Regions from separate parts of the Mus musculus genome. Here region 2 is linked to region 1. Evidence: chromatin loops called from intact Hi-C (ENCODE). Cell type or tissue: gastrocnemius. All regions are shown on one strand. Links, peaks and the distances in the headings refer to the core of each region. The heading gives the core; the rest is flanking DNA. Region 1 overlaps Pvt1 (Pvt1 oncogene). Region 2 overlaps Myc (myelocytomatosis oncogene).

Region 1 (2,910 bases), core at 204-2,703:
GCTTTTTACACACCTGAGGTCTCTGCATTATGGAAACATCACTGAAAAGGAAGAAACTGGCAGTGGTGGAGGTGAACTCGAAGGCATAGCTTAGTGGTAGAGCACATAGCCCTGGTTTGATTGCCATCCCTGAAGAAACACACAAATGCAGGGGGTTGGTTGGTGAGGAAGGGGGCCATCTAGCCTGGGACAGACATTGGTGAATTGGAAACCCCTGATACAAGAGAATTTTCCCAGAGTATCTTCAGACATCATTACCTTTATCCTAGGGGCTGGGACACTGCCTGATTGAGGTGGCCATTGAGAATTCAAGTGTACCTCTTGGTCCCTGATGCAGAAATGAAGTCCCCAGCATGCTCAAGAAGAGCTTCCTTGGAGGATGAGAGGCATGGGAATCTAAGGTATGCTGTGCTTGTTCTTGGAGACTTGGTAGGGCATGCATGCTGGACTGGTTGCAGGCTAGATGTTCTTACAGAAGGACTGTTCTGCTGCTGCTGACAGATGTACAGACGAATGCAGAGACAGTGAAGGGCTCTCTACTGAATAAAAAGCCAGACCTGGGCCTTTTCACAGAAGGAAATCCATCCACAATCCAGGCTGTGGACTGGAAACAAAAGTTTAGCTGCCAATGGTCTTGTAAAGGGGGCTGGAGAAGTTCAGATCTTGGAATTAGGCCTAGAAACATTAGAATCCAGACCACGGAGCTCCCCAGATCCTGACCTCAGTCCCAATATGGGGCACAAAGGTGTTAGATCAACCCAGAGGTGGATGTGTGCTTCACTGCGTACATTCCACAGAACCACAAAGTGCGCTTCTGTTGAATGAAGCAGCTGCCACGAGGCTCAGAAACGTTCATGGGCACCCTGGGAGGAGCTTATGCTGTAATCCCAAGCTTAGATGGAGGTCCATCCTGGGTTAGGGATGACATAGTGGCAGTCATCTCCTCTGAAGATGGAAACAGGGGATTTCAATCCTCTATAATTGCTTTCAATGCCAGCTTCATCTATGAAGATGGGAGATGAACTGGTAGTTCTCAAATGCCCCAAAGCCTGAAACCACCTTATTGAAAAGTAGACTGGAAAAGTCTGCCTCTCCAGCCAAAAATAAAAATGAAATGTGATGTGTACCTTGAGGTACTAATATTCTAAAAGGGCCAAAAGCAGGTTCTTAGGTGGTTTTTGATATGACCCCTCTTGTCACCTCTTAGCCACCACAGCACAGTGGTCAGCATACAAACAGGCCTCCTGATTTATAAATAAAGTTTTATTAGACTCCAACCATACCCATTCTCCTCTATTTTTTCTGTGCTGATTTGTCGCTTTAGGGGCAGAGTCCAGTCATGGCAGAGAGCTTGTGCCCTACAGAGTCAGAAAGGTTTCTGTCCCTTAAAGGAAAAAAACTGGCCAGTCCCTGCTGTAAGCTGCTCTTCCGGTACCGGGGCTGAGCTCTTCTTTGCAGAATGTGGAGCATTCTGCGGGCCGTTTCTCAGTATTTCCTTGCTTCTCAGAGCATGCCAGTGCGAGCAGGGCCAGCAGCAGGTGAGCGAGCAGCTGGCATTCACAGCGGCTCTCCTTGACCTCATAGGCTAAGCTTATCCTGCATACCTCTGCCAGTAGGCAACAACCCAGGCCCACGCTGCTAGGAGAGGCTTTTCCAAATCCATCACTTGGGGATTGCTGGGTAAGAGTTTGCATTGGTGATCATAGAGAGCATGGGACATATCTCTTCCCATCTTCCCATGGAGTATCCCTAGCCCCTGCCTGGCCTGATATGTAAGTTAATTTTATTTTTATTACTATTATTATTACTGTGACAATATACCCAACAAAAGCCAAGGGAGGGTTTATTTTTGGCTTACAGTTTGGTTCTCCGTAGTGGGGAATGCACGGAGGCAGGAGCATGAAGTAGCTAATCACATTGTATTTGTAATTCAGAGAGCGATGCCTATACTGGCCTTCTATTTGCTTTATCAGTTTCATTTAGTTCAGGATCCTGACCAATGGCATGGTTCTGTTCATCCTTAGAGTGAGTCTTCCTTCTTAACCTTAAACTATTTAAGTTACTCAACTTAACCCAGTCTAGAAACTCTCTCACACAGATCTTCTGGAAATTTGTCTCGAGGAGACGCTAGATTCTGTTACATGAGCAATTGATGTTAGCCATTACCCCTGGGATTAAATCGGGATTCCAATAATACTTTATGACTGGAAGGAAGACTCTAGAAAAGGAGATAGCCATGACCTTTCAGGGTTGAATGCTAGAGCCCAGCTTCTAGAACCCATGGCAGGCTGCTGGGTGACCTTGGACAAGGAGCCTGACTCTCATGGCTTTGATTTCCTCATTTGGAAAGTGGGGGTTAAGCCTAGTCCTGACAGGACCATGAGAGATACAGGCATGACAATGGGTCACATGCAGGAAGCATTCTTGACCCATTGCCAGGGTGCTGAGAAGACAGGCTGTTACAGGCTCAGGGGCATTTGCCGGGGACTCCTGAGAGACAAAGAGTAAAAGGAGAAGCAGTCCTTTGATAGTCTTGCCAAAGGAAATTCCCAGCAGGTGAGAGTGTTGAAGATGGAATAGCAAGCCTTTCCTCACCTGGTCCGCTCTTGAGAAAGCCAGCCTCGGCGTGCTTGTCTTCCTCCACGGAACAGGGAGAGGCAGGGTGTCTCCTGTGGGTTGTCAACAGCACCTCAGCGCTGCAGAGGCCCCAACAGGACCTGGAAGCTGCACACTGAAGCACGCAGGGGGCAAATTCCATTCTTGTCACCCCCCCAGCGTTGGTTAGGTGCTCCCTTTGCCCTCTGTGGGTAAGTTACCTTCACTGGCCTGCTTTCCCATTTCAGAGAAAGTCACTGGACTGAACAGCAAGTAAGTAGTCAGGGAACCTCTTGCCATTTGCCAGTTACCCAC
Region 2 (2,910 bases), core at 1-2,500, 170 kb before region 1:
CTGGTAAGCTACCCCATTCACAGCAGGGTAGGAAGCGAGAGGTTGGATGGACCTCCTTCTCCACCACTCATTGGCATTAATTCAATTGGCCTCCGGGGCTCCCCCTTTCTTTCCCTTCTGTCTAAGAGCTCTTCATCCCTGGATTCCCGTGCTTCAGCTATCCCTCCCTCCCCTCCCCCCCCCCCCCCCAGACCGCCCTGGTTGTCACCCCCACCCCCCACCCTTCCCACCCCTCAGGAATTTCATTTGGGTTTTTAAATCTTCTGGCTTATCTTTCAGCTCCATCCACTCCCTTTACCCCTCCTAAGCATTTTAATTACCCTGGGAAGGGTGTGAATGAGGATAAAGGAACTGATCTGGAGGGGGGTGAATTACCTGCTTCTTTTCTTGACTGCCAGAAGAATATTTGAATTTAATGGATACGTTTGTCTAAGACCCAAGAGAAGCAATGACAGAAGCTGGGACAGCCTTTATAGCCTTAGAGCCAGGCACTAGTGAAAGTTCCTAAAGAATTGAAGAGCTGGGCTCTTTTGGGTGTTTTGTTTTGCTTTGTTTTTTCGTCCTCTTTTGAACACTTCAAAGCAAATTCTGTTCAATTTGGACTTCTCCCCCCGTCCCAACACTCCCCCAACACCAGGACGTTTGGCAAAGCTGCAAGACTTTTTTTTTTTTTTTTTTTTTTTAATTGTGCTTCCAGTAAAATAGGGAGTTGCTAAAGTCATAGCAAGAGATTTGCAGCTATCCCTCACGGGACCTGAAAGGTTCTCGGTAAAGTCCCTTAAAAATAGGAGGTGCTTGGGAAATGTGCTTTGCTTTGGGTGTGTCTGAAGCCTCATTAAATCTTAGGTAAGAATTGGCAAGGATACCATATCCTGGTACATGGTAATTTTCTCACCTGTGCCCTAACCCTGTTCTGCCTTTCTGGGAGAAGGGAAGATGGTGTCTGGATCTGATTCTTACTTTCTTCCCTTTCCAACTTGGTATTTGGATAGCATCGGTCAAATCCTATGTATAGCGTCCGGGATTCAGGAGGCGTGGCTAACTGTGATCTTCCACTTCCTCCCTTACAGAAGAAGAGCAAGAAGATGAGGAAGAAATTGATGTGGTGTCTGTGGAGAAGAGGCAAACCCCTGCCAAGAGGTCGGAGTCGGGCTCATCTCCATCCCGAGGCCACAGCAAACCTCCGCACAGCCCACTGGTCCTCAAGAGGTGCCACGTCTCCACTCACCAGCACAACTACGCCGCACCCCCCTCCACAAGGAAGGACTATCCAGCTGCCAAGAGGGCCAAGTTGGACAGTGGCAGGGTCCTGAAGCAGATCAGCAACAACCGCAAGTGCTCCAGCCCCAGGTCCTCAGACACGGAGGAAAACGACAAGAGGCGGACACACAACGTCTTGGAACGTCAGAGGAGGAACGAGCTGAAGCGCAGCTTTTTTGCCCTGCGTGACCAGATCCCTGAATTGGAAAACAACGAAAAGGCCCCCAAGGTAGTGATCCTCAAAAAAGCCACCGCCTACATCCTGTCCATTCAAGCAGACGAGCACAAGCTCACCTCTGAAAAGGACTTATTGAGGAAACGACGAGAACAGTTGAAACACAAACTCGAACAGCTTCGAAACTCTGGTGCATAAACTGACCTAACTCGAGGAGGAGCTGGAATCTCTCGTGAGAGTAAGGAGAACGGTTCCTTCTGACAGAACTGATGCGCTGGAATTAAAATGCATGCTCAAAGCCTAACCTCACAACCTTGGCTGGGGCTTTGGGACTGTAAGCTTCAGCCATAATTTTAACTGCCTCAAACTTAAATAGTATAAAAGAACTTTTTTTTATGCTTCCCATCTTTTTTCTTTTTCCTTTTAACAGATTTGTATTTAATTGTTTTTTTAAAAAAATCTTAAAATCTATCCAATTTTCCCATGTAAATAGGGCCTTGAAATGTAAATAACTTTAATAAAACGTTTATAACAGTTACAAAAGATTTTAAGACATGTACCATAATTTTTTTTATTTAAAGACATTTTCATTTTTAAAGTTGATTTTTTTCTATTGTTTTTAGAAAAAAATAAAATAATTGGAAAAAATACAATTGGGCCAACTTGTGTTTTCTTTTTCCTCTTCCTCAAACTTCCTTTCCTCAATTACAGATTAAAAGAATTTGACCATTTTCACAGGGTAGGTTTACAAATATGGGAAGGGGTTATCATTGTTAAAATGGGGCTGGGGGTCCTCAGGATTTCTAAGTTGTCTACAGGATGCTTTCTGTGGATAGTAATAAAAACCAGAGCTGTTAGTTAGGAATGGGCAAAAGGCAAGTGAGAAGGCTAGATGCAGGGAAGGGAAAAGCAAGAGGTTAAAGATAACAGCTAAATATACAGGAGGAAGAGATGGCAGAATCTCCTACAGTTAACCGAAGCCATTCCCTGGTTCACCTCAACCCAAGGACTCTGCCCTGCCAAAGAACTGGTGAGGGGAGGGAGAGAGAACCACCGTTTGTTCCTTGCCTCTTGCTCCCAGGTGATAGTCCCTTCACATCAGTATCTCCTATGCTTCTGAAAAAAACAGAGGAAGAGCATTACCACTGCTAAGTTGATCCTGGTTTTCCAAACAAGGACATACAAAGGTTCAGAGGGTTGCAGAGCTTAATGGGTACGAACACAACAAAAATAACCCAGGGCCCCTGTCTTGAAAACAAGCCTTGCTGCCTTGCTTAGTTGGGTGTCCTTCCGCTGGTTAGGGGTCTGAGAATGAGCGCTACAGGCTCCATTAGGAGCTTTGACAGAGTGCCACGAAAGAGGTACTATGATCTCTTTATACCTAGTACAGGTAGAAACAGACATGAAATAACCCATCCATGCACCCAGGGGATTCAAAACCACTTTATCCTTAGTGCATCCAGGAGGAAGATCCT

What was found. Peaks named below come from ENCODE experiments on the same cell type or tissue, not always from the same donor. Only the 100,000 strongest peaks of a DNase experiment are listed, where the experiment ranks them.
Region 2: a loop joins it to region 1, with 2.1 times the contacts of the local background. A loop is called at or near these places in 10 of 42 quality-filtered maps.

Annotation. Positions count from the first base shown.
Region 1 is chr15:62,159,728-62,162,637 of GRCm38, forward strand. All of the region lies in intron 1 of Pvt1 (Pvt1 oncogene), which reads left to right. Among named protein-coding and RNA genes, the nearest start is that of Pvt1, 120 kb to the left of the region's middle. In gastrocnemius, for the core only: no CTCF peak of the experiment used is centred there; DNase peaks (open chromatin) are centred at 1,564 and 2,510; H3K4me3 peaks cover 170 bases; H3K27ac peaks cover 374 bases.
Region 2 is chr15:61,988,276-61,991,185 of GRCm38, forward strand. It overlaps Myc (myelocytomatosis oncogene), which reads left to right. Exons shown (of 3, transcript NM_001177352.1): 2 at 1-3; 3 at 1,071-2,086. The coding sequence ends at 1,633. Among named protein-coding and RNA genes, the nearest start is that of Myc, 4.4 kb to the left of the region's middle. In gastrocnemius, for the core only: no CTCF peak of the experiment used is centred there; a DNase peak (open chromatin) is centred at 1,245; H3K4me3 peaks cover 1,421 bases; H3K27ac peaks cover 389 bases.